Regions from separate parts of the Mus musculus genome. Here region 1 is linked to region 2. Evidence: chromatin loops called from intact Hi-C (ENCODE). Cell type or tissue: heart. All regions are shown on one strand.

The links. Peaks named below come from ENCODE experiments on the same cell type or tissue, not always from the same donor. Only the 100,000 strongest peaks of a DNase experiment are listed, where the experiment ranks them.
Region 1: a loop joins it to region 2, with 2.4 times the contacts of the local background. A loop is called at or near these places in 3 of 42 quality-filtered maps.

The regions. Positions count from the first base shown.
Region 1 is chr14:98,030,097-98,038,096 of GRCm38, reverse strand. All of the region lies in intron 1 of Dach1 (dachshund family transcription factor 1), which reads left to right. Among named protein-coding and RNA genes, the nearest start is that of Gm25831, 66 kb to the right of the region's middle. In heart, no CTCF peak of the experiment used is centred here; no DNase peak of the experiment used is centred here.
Region 2 is chr14:98,163,484-98,171,483 of GRCm38, reverse strand. Dach1 (dachshund family transcription factor 1) reads left to right here and starts at 1,719. Exons shown (of 12, transcript NM_007826.3): 1 at 1,719-3,001. The coding sequence starts at 2,175. Gm33583 (a long non-coding RNA gene) reads right to left here and starts at 1,580. Exons shown (of 2, transcript XR_003951195.1): 1 at 1,518-1,580. In heart, CTCF peaks have their summits at 2,441 and 4,124; DNase peaks (open chromatin) are centred at 1,583, 3,193, 3,573, 4,123 and 1 weaker place; H3K4me3 peaks cover 4,469 bases; H3K27ac peaks cover 3,625 bases.

The sequences.
Region 1 (8,000 bases), 130 kb after region 2:
GGAGATCGAGAGAGAGAGATAGTGATGATAGATATAGAGATAGATATAGAGATAGAGATAGAGATAGAGATAGAGATAGAGATAGAGATAGAGATAGAGATAGAGATAGAGATAGAGATAGAGATAGATATTCACACACACGCTCACACATATATACACAACTGAATGGATCTGATGACCATTAAATTGAGACGTGGAGATGGATAGGAGATGGAATGAATCCTCTGCTTTGGTTTGTAGAAGTGGTGGCTTCTACTCCTTCTAAGAGGAAAAGAAGTGCAGTTTCAAGTTACTTAACACTCCTTAGTTTAATCTACAAGAACTGGCCAATGGCATGAATTTGGATGGATAGCAAAATTTCCTGTGATATCTTCATACAAAAAAAATCTAGTAGGGTGGAAAAAGGACAACAACACAGAGGAAACTTGGAAAGACACAAAACACTAGACTGTACTCCTGAACATTAGGGTGTAGAGGCTTGCATCTTTCCCTTATTCTCTTGGTTCACACTTCTAGCTGATCATCCTATAATAACATGAGCTCACATGGGTATTCATTTCAGTTTTGATCGTTTTATCTCCTATAGCCTCCTCGGATGGAAGGAAAGTTGTGGATTCCAGAAGGCTGAGTGACTTGCCAAGGAAAGGCATGTAATAAATGATGCCTTCTGTCTTTTGATCCATGGCAAAGTGACCTTTGTCCCTATTATCCAGAGGTGCCAGGGTATAATGGAATAAGCACAGGCTTTGAAGTCACAGATCCATGGATCAGACACGGAGATCTGAAATTTATGAGCCATGCTATTGGGACAGTCTGATCTGAGTTTTCTCATCTGAGGAGCAGAAGTAATATCTGCAGTACAGTGCTGGGATTTAAATGAGATAGATATTTTTTACTTGGTACAAAGTAAATCTCCTGAATATGTTACCCTTTCCCTTTTTCACATTAAAGTCACCAGCACCTAAACTACTTACATTTCAAACTAAAGAGACTCAATGGAGCCAGTGTGCAAACATCAGTTAACTGACTAGGTTCATTCTCTGGGTCTTTTGTGTTTCTTTGTCTAATGCCTCTCACACCCTTAAATTTTAAAACTCCCATTTATGCTTCTTAGTATTTTCAAGAGGGTGCTCCAAAACCAAGTTAACAGTTTCCCTGCAATGTAGAAGTATTCTCATGGGACTATCTGCAAGATCAGTTTAAGAATTAAATGGACCTATTAATTCTCGATTTTCTTAAAGGATTTAATTGTATTAAGTCGTGTTGAACTAGGACTTTAACATTTGTGGTTGGTCTGGTCACCTCTCAAATGTACTCAATACTAGATGTTCAAATGCAGCTACATGAAAGCCTTTGTATATGTCATCCTTCTACAACACTAAACCATAACGAACATCCAGCTTAAGCTATCCTGTGGGGAAAAGGCTGTTATACATATTTTATTGCTAAAAAGGGGATTCTTTCGTTATTTCATGGTAGACAAGTAGCATAAAGTAGAATATTAATGCAGTTACCTTCATTCTGGATGTGTGTGTGTGTGTGTGTGTGTGTGTGTGTGTGTGTGTGTGTATGTGTGTGTGTATGTGCATAACTATCTCTAATCAGTTAGTTTTTCAAACTTCTTTACTGTTTCAAACCCAACTATAATTCTTTCTGATATGCTGAGGCTTCTGGGTACCATGGCAAAGGTTTCCTCTCATGATTCAAATAGATGCTTGGAGTGAAAACTTTTCTGAGAAGACACAACAGAAACCAACTCATATGGAATGATATTCAGAGCTACAGTGAGCATCTCATTAAGCAGTGATGCTGAAGGAGATGAAGTATTACCATGATGATATATTTATTTTAAATATCTATAGAGACTAATTTGTGAGTGTCAATGATGATAGAAAAAATTATCTTTATTACATTATTATTAACTTTAATAGTATAATTGTTTAAAAGAAGCTATGAACAGACTATATATATACATATATATATTACATGTTATGATTATTTATGAACATTAGAAATTAGATTTCTTTCCATAATTGTTTCTGGATATGTTACCCATTTATGACATTTATTTGGTTAGAATGTAACCTGCTCTGAAGACTGGTTTTATGTCGGGACTGTCAATATCCATTTAGTTCTTGGTCACATTTTGGTTTGCAGAAATAAACCATAGTCTAGTTAGTTGATTTAATAAATTGTGTCTTCCTAACTTTATTGCCCTTAGAAAAGCATGGTATTTTAAAATACAGAAATGTTACCTTTTAAAGACAGATTTCCATGAGAAATTAATAAAATATCTGGGCTTAAATGTAAGATCACTTGGATGTATAATGATTTAAACCATCTGTTCTTTATTTATGTATTGTGGGGCTTTATATAGTACTTTTTGTGGATTAATCCTTATCTATCAATGTGCTTTGGTACAACATAATTATAAGAGAACAATAATATATTTCTGTCAGCTACCATTCATTCAATGTTTTATGCACATTTAGTCTATTGAATTAATCTCTGAAACAATGGAAAGAAATTCTTTGCTAGAAATAGCTAGCTTTTGCCTTGGCTTTGTGGGAGAATGACATTAGAGAACATATATAGTTGTTGAACCTGATTGCTTTAACAGCCCTGAGGTTGATAGTATCAGGTTCCAGCTTGCCCTGCTAGGTCAACGTGGACCCAGTCCTTTAAAGAGAAAAGTTCACACAAAGTTCACTTCTATTGTTTTACCATGGTTACAAAACAGAGATTTAAAAAAAAAAAAAAAAAAAAAAAAAAAAAAAAAAAAAAAAAAAAAGAGGGGTGGGTTTGTGACCTGTTCCTTCCTTGAGCCCTGTCTTTCTCCTGAATTCTTTACACTGCAACAGAGAAAACTAAAACATACAATAGTTTGTAAATGTGTAAGGCCTAAATATGCTTTACTATTGCTTGTAGGTAATCTTTGGATGTAGATGAATAATATTAAAGTCATTGCAGCAAGAATTTAGCTTAGCTTAATTTCAGTGAAAATATTATTTAATTCCTTCTCCACTAAAAATTAAAATTTATAAGGTGGGTGGGCATGGTGGAAAGGATTGTTAATTGGTCTGGAAGGATAAATGTAATAATTTCTTGAAAATAATTTAACTTTGACCAAATATGCTGAAATAATTGCTATAATGGAAGGGAGAGATCAGAACTAAAATATCTTCGTTTAAGACTTTCCATTTTTAATCTTATTCAGGTACTTTTGTTTATACAAATTTAAGAGGTTGTACTATGTAAGGGACTATTATGCCCTTACTCAGAGAAATATATGGGTATCTTTTGAAAATATGTAAAAGCTTAATTCAATTCAGTTTCACTGCCTTGATGTTAAGCTACTAAGTCAGTGAAAATTTTTTCTTCTAAATTATTTATCTATTAGCTCTAAAGGACTTGAGTACAATTTGGTTTATTGTATTTGATTAAGGTTGCAAAAATCTTATGGCTAAAGCAATTACCCTAAGCTATTCTTATTTTTAAAATTATTGTCGAGATATACAGTGTAGTGTGTTATCTATATAGCTCAAATACAACCACTACTTGGTGTTATTTATTTTTATCATTCTGTGTATTTTGTTTTTAAGTGTGAACTAATAGTCAAAGAAAAGTAATTTCAAGTAGACTTGATTAGTGGTCATTCTGCCTATGACTCCAAAGAAAAATACTATTTATAGAAAAGGGTATAAACCGATGAAATTTTAAATTTGACACTAAATATATGTTTAAGAAATACTTTTTAGATACTTTAAAGTCTGTTGTCATAATAGAAAATTACTATCTTCCATTTATACTATTATTTAAATTGAAGAATGAAGGAATAAATCTCTTAAGATCAAGACAGAAGTGTGATCTCTATTGTCTAATTATTTATTGACCTTTACTCTTTTGATTGGCATAATTTCACCTATGTAGAGTATAAAATGTAATTTTTCATGAGTTAGGATGTTGTGAAGAAAAAGGGAGGGTCAAGTATTTACATAGAGGAGGAAATATAAAAAGCATTGCTTGTAAATTTTATATCTTTTATATTCACCAAAATGACTCTTGTGTCATACTTCATATAAATATATGCTTTTACAAGAATTTTCCTGAAGTAACACATCTTAATCTTAACATATAGTGTGCATTCTTTCTGCATCAAACAGTTATTTTAAAATTTTTTTATCGAATACTTTATTTTTTTTACATTTCAAATGTTATCCCCTTTCCTGTTTTCTCCTCCGGAAACCCCCTATACCATCCTCCCTCTCACTGCTTCTATGACAGTGGTACCCCACCAACCTATTCACTCTTGCCTCCCCACCATGGAATTCCCCTACACTGGGGCATCGAGCCTCCCCATGACAAAGGGCCTCTCTTCCCGTTAATATTAGATAAGGCCATCCTCTGCTACATAGGAAGCTGGAGCTATGGGTTCCTCCATGTGGTTGGTTGGTGGTTTAGTCTCTTGGAGCTCTGGGGTAGGGGTTCTGTTTGGTTGATATTGTTGTTCTCCTATGAGTTGTAAGTTTTGTTTTTTGTTTTTGTTTTGTTTTGTTTTTTTTTCATTACACTTTGGCAAAATGCTTTGGTTACACTTAAATTATACTCATTAAATCTGAAGAGAACTAACTTGTAGAAACTTCAGTACTGTTAATGATACCCTTGAATTAAATGAAAGCTGATGAATAACTAAGTCAGGCAGTAGAAAACAGGCAGAGTGTGACTTATGAATTCAGAGGTCACCTATTCCTTTCCTTCCTGCAGTAAGACCTTACCTCCACCCTTTACCATCAATGAGTTCTTCCCCAGAGAGAGTGTGCAGAGACCTTCCCTGGTGGCCCATTCTAATGTTTACCTGCTCTAATTAGGGACAGAACTTTTTTTTTCATATCTTGACTACATACCTTGTTACAGTTTAAGAGTTGGCAGTTATTTTTAGTGTTATCTTTCTTTTTTTATTGCTGTGTATTCTAAATATATTATTGGCCAGATTTTCCCAGTGTATGAAGATTTAGGGAAAAATCTTAACATGTTTTCCAACACTCAGCCTAGAATATGACTAAATATATTTTACTTAACTTCAATAGCCTTGATGTCATGTCTTCTTGCTCTTCTTTGCACCTTTATTCCCATTCGGAAAACGACACAATTATTTGCTTTCATGTAGAATAGCCCACTAGGGTGTATTTCATCTCTTTGTCATGTTCTAATCCGTTGAAAAACTGTAATATGCACAACAGCAAAAAATGAGTTTTCCACAAACAAACTCTAAAAAGTTTTTGAAATTTCTTCTGTAAATGAATTCTTCCAAGCACTATAAAATTTCAATAGCAGTTTTGAGAAGACTGTATGTTTTGTAAATAATAAAGATCTGTGTAATCATGAAAGCATATTTTAGATAGATAATCAATGCATTTACTTATGTACAATTATTAATGTCATCATTTGTATCTTAGAGAAATTCTTGACCCCAAGATCTCTTACAAAGTCTGGTGATGTTCAAGTCCCATACAGGAAATGGTCACACAATGACATGTGACGTACTCACTGATGTACAATGACATGTGATGTACTCACTGATGTACTTATTTTTTACTATTGTTGAGTGAAACAAATAAAACCTTTCACCAGGAAAAAATCTAACTATTCAGCATTTCCCCAAATTTATTTTTCTTAGGTAGGAGAAACTAATTATTATTTCTCTGTACATTTCGTTTCATGTCATTATGATACTTTTCTTCTTAAGGAATGAACTGCCCCTTTTTCCACCTTCTACATTCCAATTATTCTCCAAGACCCAACCATCTAAGATATTGTGAGTTGTTTAGAGCTAACTATCCTATTGTCCTGGTCTGTTGACAGTGTTACACCAGAACAAAAGCAAAATAGGACCAAGGAGACACAAGATAAAAAGCATGGGATTCCTTATTTTAATTTACTTTTCATTTACATTTAAAGTATTTTATTTTTATATAATGAGGCCTCAGGCATTGTAGGCAACTTTTATACCATTGAGTAATACCCCAGCCTTAAATTCCTTAATTTGAAAAAGGGTAAGGATTCAATTTGGTGATAGGCAAGCATTGAACTAATAGGAGACTCCTTAGCAAATATGTCCTGTCCTAATGCAGATTGCATACTTTCCTCATTCTTTCCAAGGGGTGCTCATGCAGTGTGCAATTCATACCTATCATGTGTATTTCTTCAATACAATCTGCATCAATATATGCGTATCTTTCTTTTTTTAATTTATTTTTTATTAGGTATTTTTCTCGTTTACATTTTCAATGCTATCCCAAAAGTCCCCCATACCCACCCCCCATCCCCTACCCACCCACTCCCCCTTTTTGGCCCTGGGGTTCCCCTGTACTGGGGCATATAAAGTTTGCAAGTCCAATGGGCCTCTTTTTGCAATGATGGCCGACTAGGCCATCTTTTGATACATATGCAGCTAGAGACAAGAGCTCCGGGGTACTGGTTAGTTCATATTGTTGTTCCACCTATAGGGTTGCTGTACCCTTTAGCTCCTTGGGTAATTTCTCTAGCTCCTCCATTGGGGGCCGTGTGATCCATCCAATAGCTGACTGTGATCATCCACTTCTGTGTTTGCTAGGCCCTGGCATAGTCTCACAAGAGATTCTTAGCACAAAGTTATAACTTCCCCAAATGGCAAAGTTTTAAAAGTTTTTCAAAGTTTTTAATCTAGTAAAATTGTTTAAAAACCAACCAACCAACCAAACCAAAAAAAAAAAAAATAGTAGTCAGATGTGATTATATTGATCTATGACTGAACAGGAATTGCATTTCGAGGAATGTTTGTGAGAAGTAAAACATTCAGATAAGCATTTCAGCAAAGGTTAGGTTTGAAACATCTTACAGAAAAGCACTTTTTACAAATATCACAGTGAAATCTATCATTTATTAAAAAGCTTTTTGAAGCAATATAAGTAACCATATAAACACTTCCTGCGGAATCAGACTCATCATAAGTGCTAGAATTAGTTGGAAACAGAGGTCAATGGAGTACAAGAGGGTATACAGTATTTAGCTGATGTTAATGTAAGAGGAAATTATGTTTTGAGAGACTGTGTGGGGTGGATAGCAGATATGTGTACAGAAAAGTTGCACATGCCATGTCTATGCATGAAGTGGCTGGAATAAGTAAGTAGATTTCCTGTTATATCATTCTGTACCTTTTCTCTCTTTAGAGAGAGATTCTCACTTTCTCTGTTGATAAGCTGGCTGTCAGACCTCCTCAGAATTCTTCTATCTCTGCTTTCCAGAGCCCTGGTGTTTCAGTAAAATTCATGGATATACCATGGGTCCATGTGTGATAGACTTCTAAATGCAGATCCTAATAGTTGCACAACATGCACCCAGTGAGCCCTATCATAAGCCTCAGAATGAAAGTACTTTAATGTAATTCAGCAATGGGAACGTATGTTAAAAATTCACATTTTGCTTGGAATAATATTGTGGAGTTGAAGGAAATTACCATAGCCAAGTAATGGTGCTCCCTGGAAAGTGTTTAGCAGATGAAATAATGAAGAAAATACTATTCATACCTTCGAGGAAATTAATTTCATTTTTGTGTTTTGCCAGAATTCAAGAATGGACGAGCTCCAAAGAAATCACAGCACATGTTTTCAAAATTCTAATACTAAAAAAAAAAAAAAAAAAAAAAAGCAGATGAATTGGAAAATAATGTGCTACTGTTTTGAATATTTCAAATCAGCATATTTGCAAATAAACACGTTATTGAAATTTTAACTACAGAAACTAACTAAAGTGTATTTTCATCATTGTACAGATAAAAAAAATATTTACTCAGTTAATTTCATCAATAATGTCTCAATAAATTTACGAAGGGTTAGACACACATATAATATTAATTTTGACCTTTTTGATTTTACTCAGGAAGTAAAATGTTCTTTATAAAATGCCACTTAAAAATTCTGGAGTGATGTAGAGTTCTGTCCTTAGGGAATATTCATATAAGA
Region 2 (8,000 bases):
GAAAGCTTCATCTATCTTTGTAGAAGTTTATATACTTTTATTCAATTTTTAAAAAATTCTTACACTGTAAGAAAGCCTTCCAATGCAAGTATTGTGCCTCAAAGTTTAGCATAAAAGAGTAATAAGACAATAGTGTCATATTTCACTTTAACGGATTCCTATATACTTAGACAATAAACTTCAGAGTTCAGTGGATTTAAAAAGATAAAGACAAAAGTGATAATTTCAATACCTAAATGGCAAAAATAACATCCTAACATTTCTCAAATCAACAAGCCTGTTATAATAGTTTATTTCTTAAATCTGTCATATGCTGCCTCCTCACATCTTATGAAATCTTTAGACATGTGTAGACAGGTTCAATGCCTAACTACTCCAGATTCCTAGAGATATAAGCAACAAACACACAGGACCTATGCTCAAATTCTATGCTGGTCAAACATCCCGGAAAAAACATCGCTGTGCAACAAGTTAGAGAAGACAGGAGGAGAAAATGAGTGTCTTACTCCCCTCATGCAGCCCCAAACCACTATTCCCTTCTGCCTTCTGTGTTTACAAGTCAACCAGGAGGCTTAGTTTCTATTTCATTCTTTACAAACACATTCTCACTGAGAAAGCAAAAACGAAGTTCCCAAAACATAGCAGGACTTTCCAAATATGAAAGGAACCCAATAATTATTGTGTGACTTAAATAACACACTTTCGACTCTCCTCGGGTACTGAAGGAGAAATGAGAGTTGATTACTGTGCAAGACCAGGTGAATTAATTAGAGTTTTGGGTAAGAAACATCAGTGTGTTTTTGTATTCTACTTTCTAATCTTCAAGGACAGCTGATCTCTTTAGAAATTTCTAGATAAAGAAGTCATCCCTGACCAATCTCTGGAGGTGAAAGGGAAGTTGTTTTAATCCACTGTATCCCTGTCTACTAGGATCAGGAGCACCCATTATTCTTAAGTGACTTTCTTCCCGCAGCTTGAAAACTCTTCTTTATCTTTATATAAACATTTTTGATATAGAAAAAAAACCCGTCAGATACACAAAATAGTCCACACTGCTTACATGTGAATTTTCCTATAATAATAATAATAATAATAATAATAATAATAATAATAATAATAATAATAATAATAATTGCCCAACAGTCATGAGCTGGGGATGTTTCCTTTTGTAACTGCTTGCACAAATGCCCCGCGCGCGCGTGTGTGTGTGTGTGTGTGTGTGTGTGTGTGAACCTAAATCCTTGAAGGTGAGCTGGCAGCGGCACCGCCGCTCTTTCAGTCATGAGGCGTTTGCTCAGAACCTTTTTGGGGTGGGTGGGTGGGTGGGAGCTAAGAGTCTTCTCCTTCAAAGCCACAGAGGAGGTGGCAGGGGATGTAACGGTAGCAGCGCGAGAGAAGTAGATGACCAGCTTTCTCTCCCTCTCTCTGAGCACCACTCTTGGGCCCCGGCTTTTCTAGGGCTTTCCTCCCACCCTTTTCCTCCGTACCCTCCCCCCCCACTCCCGTTTTCTACCCACCCCCTTTCCTCGGTCTCGCGCTCTTGGAGTCTGTGCTCCGAGTTCCTGGTTGGATAATTTGGGTTAATACTAGTGAGTGAGGTTTTCGCGGCTTCAAAGGGTATTTCAAGTATCCGGAGCTCCTCCCCTCCGCACCGTGTGACAACAACAACTCGTCCAGCCGGCAGCCTGCACTTTCAGCTCATTTTCTCTCTGTCATTCCCCTCTCAATCTTTGATCAATGTACTTGCCAGGGAGAACCCAAGTCCCTCAACCCTCCTCCTTTTCACCTTCATCCTTAACTTTGTGCTAGAGCGGGACCCACACACCACCAGCCGACCCTCCCCGCCCCACCCCCGCCTCTCCCCCCCCAAGAGCAGCCCGCGATCCCAGCCCCGAGAGAGGACTCGCATTTCGACTTGCGGGACACTTTTGTGCGTTTCTCTCTCGAGCGCCTCTCGCGCTCGCCCCTCCTGCGCTCGCTCTTTCTTAACCTCACCTCCTTTTTCTCCTCTTCTCTCCCTCTCTCCAACTAAGGTTCCTTCCTAGAGTGCTTGTTGTCTCTGCCCCCCCCCCCACCTCGATCCTTGTCCCCCTTTCTCCCCCTTCCCCTTTGGGGGGTGTGTGGCAACTTTTCCCCCTCGCTTCTCCTCCTTCTGTTTCCCCTTATATGTGACCATGGCAGTGCCGGCGGCTTTGATCCCTCCGACCCAGCTGGTCCCCCCTCAACCCCCGATCTCTACTTCTGCTTCCTCCTCGGGCACCACCACCTCCACCTCCTCGGCGACCTCGTCTCCGGCTCCATCCATCGGACCCCCGGCGTCGTCTGGGCCAACTCTGTTCCGGCCGGAGCCCATTGCCTCTTCTGCTTCTTCTTCAGCCGCGGCCACAGTCACCTCTCCTGGTGGCGGCGGCGGCGGCAGCGGAGGCGGCGGTGGCAGCGGCGGCAACGGAGGCGGCGGCGGGAGCAACTGCAACCCCAGCCTGGCGGCCGGGAGCAGCGGCGGCGGCGTTAGCGCTGGCGGCGGCGGCGCCTCCAGCACCCCCATCACCGCGAGCACCGGCAGCAGCAGCAGTAGCAGCAGCAGCAGCAGCAGTAGCAGCAGCAGCAGCAGTAGCAGCAGCAGCAGCAGTAGCAGCAGCAGCTGCGGCCCCCTCCCTGGGAAACCCGTGTACTCAACCCCGTCCCCAGTGGAAAACACCCCCCAGAATAATGAGTGCAAAATGGTGGATCTGAGAGGGGCCAAAGTGGCTTCCTTTACGGTGGAGGGCTGCGAGCTGATCTGCCTGCCCCAGGCTTTCGACCTGTTCCTGAAGCACTTGGTGGGGGGCTTGCACACCGTCTACACCAAGCTGAAGCGGTTGGAGATCACGCCGGTGGTGTGCAATGTGGAACAGGTTCGCATCCTGAGGGGACTGGGGGCCATCCAGCCCGGAGTGAACCGCTGCAAACTCATCTCCAGGAAGGACTTCGAGACCCTCTACAATGACTGCACCAACGCCAGGTAAAGAGCGGAGGGGAAACCTTCTGTCGCCCTGGTCCTTTCCCACCCTCCTCCTCGCCCTTCCCCTGCTCCCTTCCCGGCGCCGCCCGCTCAGCGCGTCCGCGAGCTGCGCGCCCTGGCGAGCACGGCCCTCTCCTGTCGGTCCCCGGGGCTAGTCTCCTTCGCCCGACCTCCTGGGCAAGTTCGCACTGCTCGCGGCCTGATCCGTGCCGGCCGGGTGTTCCTGATGCTTCCTAGGGCATTCGGGCTAGGCTGCCGCTGAGCTTGGGATGCAGAGTGGGGAACCAGAGGAAGGTGCCTTCCCAGGAGTCACAGCCCCTTCCCGGGCGCGCTGGTGACCTGCACCCGTTCCGGACACTACTGCCTGAGTGTGCACTCCTGGGACCTGGGTTCCTCCAAGAAGCCTCTGGGCACCTCTGGGATAGGAGGGAGGTCGTGACCCTGATCCTGCAGGGCTCCGAAGCTGAGGGATGCGCTCTGGGATAGGGGGGCTCCTCTAGTAAGAAAAGAGGGTGGGCTGGCAGCTGAGAGCGGCGCTGAGAAGTCAGCACCGGAACAGTACCGGGCGCTGAGAGGAGCAGGGGTAATCTGAGAGTTCAACCAAAGAGTTCAGCCCCACATCCCAGAGGGAAGCCTGTGTAGGGGAGGGGTTTGTGTGTGCGCGGATGTGTGTGTTTGTGTCTCCCTATCTGTGTGTGTGTGTGTGTGTGTGTGTGTGCGTGTGTGTACGCGCGCGCGCGCACGCGCTCGTGAAAAGAAAAAAAGAAGTACGTTTGCCCCGGGGCAAATGCGAGGGCACAAACACGTTTTGTTCTTTAGGAGATGACCTGGTGCCCCAGACTCTTGGAAGCTGAATTGGAGAGGTGGGGAAGAAAAGAAAGGGACTTGCTCGCCCTCTTTTCAAAGTGCGGATTGACCAGTCTTCGCTCTTTCTTTTTCTTTTTTCTTTCCACTTTCTTTTCTGAGTTTAGTAGCTCAGGAAAGGTGCAGGTGGTCCTTTTGCCACAGGATGCTAAGGGCTTGAATACTTCTCGCCTAGTCTTCCTTGTGCATGTGCGCCGAGGTGGCCTTGGGACAGTCCCTGACCCAACCAGTTTTATGCTAATGAACGCTCACTGGGGGAGGATCTACCGAGAGGGGGCGGGAGTGGGGCAACTTGTCAGTTTCGGGGTAGAAATGATCCAGCTGCTGGCAGAGGGATAAGTTCAGAGGTTCTGAGAGAAAGAAAGTAGAGAAAGTTGGAGATCATAAGTAGGCACTTGGGAACTGGGAGAAAAGATTCATACACACACACACACACACACACACACACACACACACACACATGCACATACGCACACTTTGGTACCTTTAAAATAAGCTTAATGGTGAGGGGAAAAAGCAGAGGCTCTTAACAGAGCTAAGGAAACTGGACAGGAGAGGTGAGAAACCAGACCCAAAGCCACCAGCAATTTCTTTGAGACTATTCCTCTGTAGGGCCTGGGAAGAGAAAGGAAAAGACCAGAACTCCATCCCAACTTAACTGACCTAGCTAGCAATTCCTTTCTGTGTTTATTTGATGTTTTGATGTTCCTGTCTTGACCTCTTATTTCAGCTGTGGTGTGTGTGTGTGTGTGTGTGTGTGTGTCCTGCTCGCACATACGTGCGCGCACACATGCTTCTACTGGATCCGGTGGGTGGCCAGATGGCATTGGGCACGGGTGGGCATGCTGATTGCTAAATGCCATTTAGTCAGATAACTGTCATTCTTGGTTGTCCAGAAGATAACATATTTGTCCAAAACCTGTCGTAAAAACTACCAGAAGCACCCAGGACATTGTTGTAGAGTCATGAACAATGCACAGTAAAACTGGAAGTCAGTTCAGACACTTGTGTTGCTGGCTGTCACACTGACTCTGTGACAAATTGAGATGCAGCTTTCCTCTTCACTAACGAAATGCCTGCTCTTCTCCCAATATCCATTGTGTTTCTCGTGCTGAATAATCAACAGTCATTTTACATATGTGCAGGCACACACTGACATGAGCACACACACACACACACACACACACACACACACACACACACACCCTGTGAGGAACTCCTTACAGTGGCTCTGTGATGTTATGATACCAAGACTTTAAATGGTAGTTTTAGTCATATAGTCGGAGGATAGTCTTAAAGTTACTTTAAAAAAAAAAGTTTTCTTTTTACTTTCTTTCCTCCTCTTTCCGGTCCCTCCAACCATCATCCTTTTCTTCCTTTGTCCATTTTTCCTTCCCAGAGGTTCCTAACAGTTCTGGAGTCTTAAGTTCCAAGGCCAAAGATCACTTAAACTCAGTAGAATTGTGTATCCCTTTAAAAATACGTCATCTGCACCCTAATTATATTTCATTTGGCCTTAATATTTTGTGATTAAATGTTTTGTTCTAACATCCTACTTCAAGCTATTCTTAGGCAGGGAAAGTGCTGACTGACTATCACATTTTGATTTTATATATCAACTAGAGAGCCTTTTACACTTAAATCCATGGAAATTCTGCTAGTTATTCTGAGAAGATTTGAATATACACCTACATAGGTTCTCCCAACACAGCCATAGGCCAGGAAATGGAACTTTGCATTTGAACTTTCTCTCACCAAAAATATACAAATTGCATGTTACCATATTAGCAATTTAATACTAATTATAAGGGTTATCTTTTCCGGTCTTTATTTTGAAAGCAATAGCTGGAATACTTTGTTCTTTGAACTTGCAAACTATTTTTATTTTCATTTAAACCTGGTTTATGCTTTGGTGTTAAGATTTTGTTTTTATTAATCTAGATTAGAGTGACATCTTTCACCCTAGTTTCTTTCAATTCTGGGTATTTAACAGACCAAGGGAAAATTTGTTCATTGTATTACTGAAAATATATAAGTAATAACATTTCTCATATATGATTCGTTATATAGATAAACATAGTGTCTTGTGTACATATTATGTGCTGTGTAGCAGTGGGTGTCTGTGATATTAAATTTTAGTATTCTCAGTATTATAGGAGATATATATATATATATATATCTATGAGGACTCAGCAATATTTACATTTCAGGGAATTTTAGGAAACTAAAAAGTGATGCTAAAGGAAAAAAACATTAATAAACAATTTGAGAGTGACTCAGGAAGGTAGCAAATCCTAAAGTCGATTTAATTTGCTTGGGGCTATTGAATTAGTATGCTCTCTATGAAAATTAGAGTAAATGTGGAAGCCATCTGTCATTACCTCTAGGAGAAGAAAAAGGCACTGTCACCTTCTAGATAGTAAACCTAAATATAATACAGGTCTCAAAACATGAAAGAACATCTAAGGAAACCCATTTCAAAGTTGTTGAAAGACAAAGTCTGACCTTGGTCAGTTTCCTACAATTATTATTTTAAAACTAAACATTAGTTGTCTGAACTTGGCTGTTGCAGCGGAGGTCAGTTAATTAACTGCTAACCATTAAATAACAACAACAGCAACAACAAAAAGTCATTATGTCCATGGTCAAGTTTGTTTGTGTCAGTCAATTGCTTGTTTGCAGATTTGGATTAAAGTTTGATTTTTCTGTGAATTCATGGAATGAAAAGTGAGTCTTACATTTGTTCTGAAATGCTTGTTTTCTTGATTATTGGAAGAAGACGATATTTCTGTTTTTTTTTTTAAAAACCAGACTATGACTTGGCTTCTGTGTAGCCTGAGATTTCCAAAGTTTTTCATTTAAACAGACTACCTCATTCAATCCTTTACATGTATACACATAGATTCATAAACAGCATTCTTTTGTCTTTAAAGTGGATGCTATCCATGGACATAAATTGGAAGATATGCCAAGCCTTTTATGTTTCAGGGTCATATCTGAATACAGTTTTACTGTAAGAACTGTAGCTTTCCCAGTAATTCTTTGCTTTATTTTTCTTGTCAAGGGTTTTTAATAAAGATAGGATGTTGGGGCAGTATTTATTTAACATTTTCTTCGTTGTCTGCTTTGCATTGACATGGGACTTTCAACACAAATCCAGATTCCCTCACTCCTGACAGGCACTCATGATGTCTGGCTCAGAGACATTCAGGAATTATTTCATGTGAAGAAACTATGCTTTGGAAGTGTTTGTGCTATGGTAGATTAACAATTCCTATAAAACCAAGTGCCTCATTTTATAACATTTCAAACAGAAAGTGACATGATTAGATGACCAAGTCATAAAATATGGAAGCTAGTTTGGATTTATAACTTATTTCTTTCTGGTTTACAAATGTTAGAAAATTATAGCTTAATTACTAATATATTAATGAGAGATGAGACTATCACCTTGTAGTATAGACTATAAGTATTTGAGTTATGTAGCTAATATTTGTTAAGATGTTCCTTGCAGTTAATTTCAAATATAATTATTGTCAAAAATGTGCATGGTTATAAATTGTTTTACTTTTAGAAAAATACGTTTAGTAAACATTATGATGAAATAAACTTAATTTTTATAAATAATATTTTATTTTGTTAGCTTCAAATATTTTCTCCATGCGCAGTTTCCTTACACATGCCCAGTTTCTTTATACAAATTTATTTGATACAGAAATATACAAATATATTTGAAACAGATATTTTAAAAAATCACCTCTCTATTACTCATTGCTTGCTTTTTTGTTTTGTTTTGTTTTTAATCTACTGCATTTCATGGGAGTTGCATGTAAATTAGTGAGACAAATATTAGACACCTCTTTTTCCTCACTTCCCTTGTCCCCTGGGATGTGACACCCAATATTGATTAAAGTCTTGGCAGGGTTTGAGCATAAATCATTCCTTTCTTTGACGATTTACTACATGTGATTGACCAACACACAAAAACATAATATGGTTTATTGTTTCTCATTTGATGTTTGTTTCTGGAATGTAAGTAGTATTTGCAAATTAGGTTAATTTGCCACCAAGTAGTTGTCATTTTAAGAACACAAGGTGATTTGACTATCAATCAGTATTACATTACCTTCTCAAG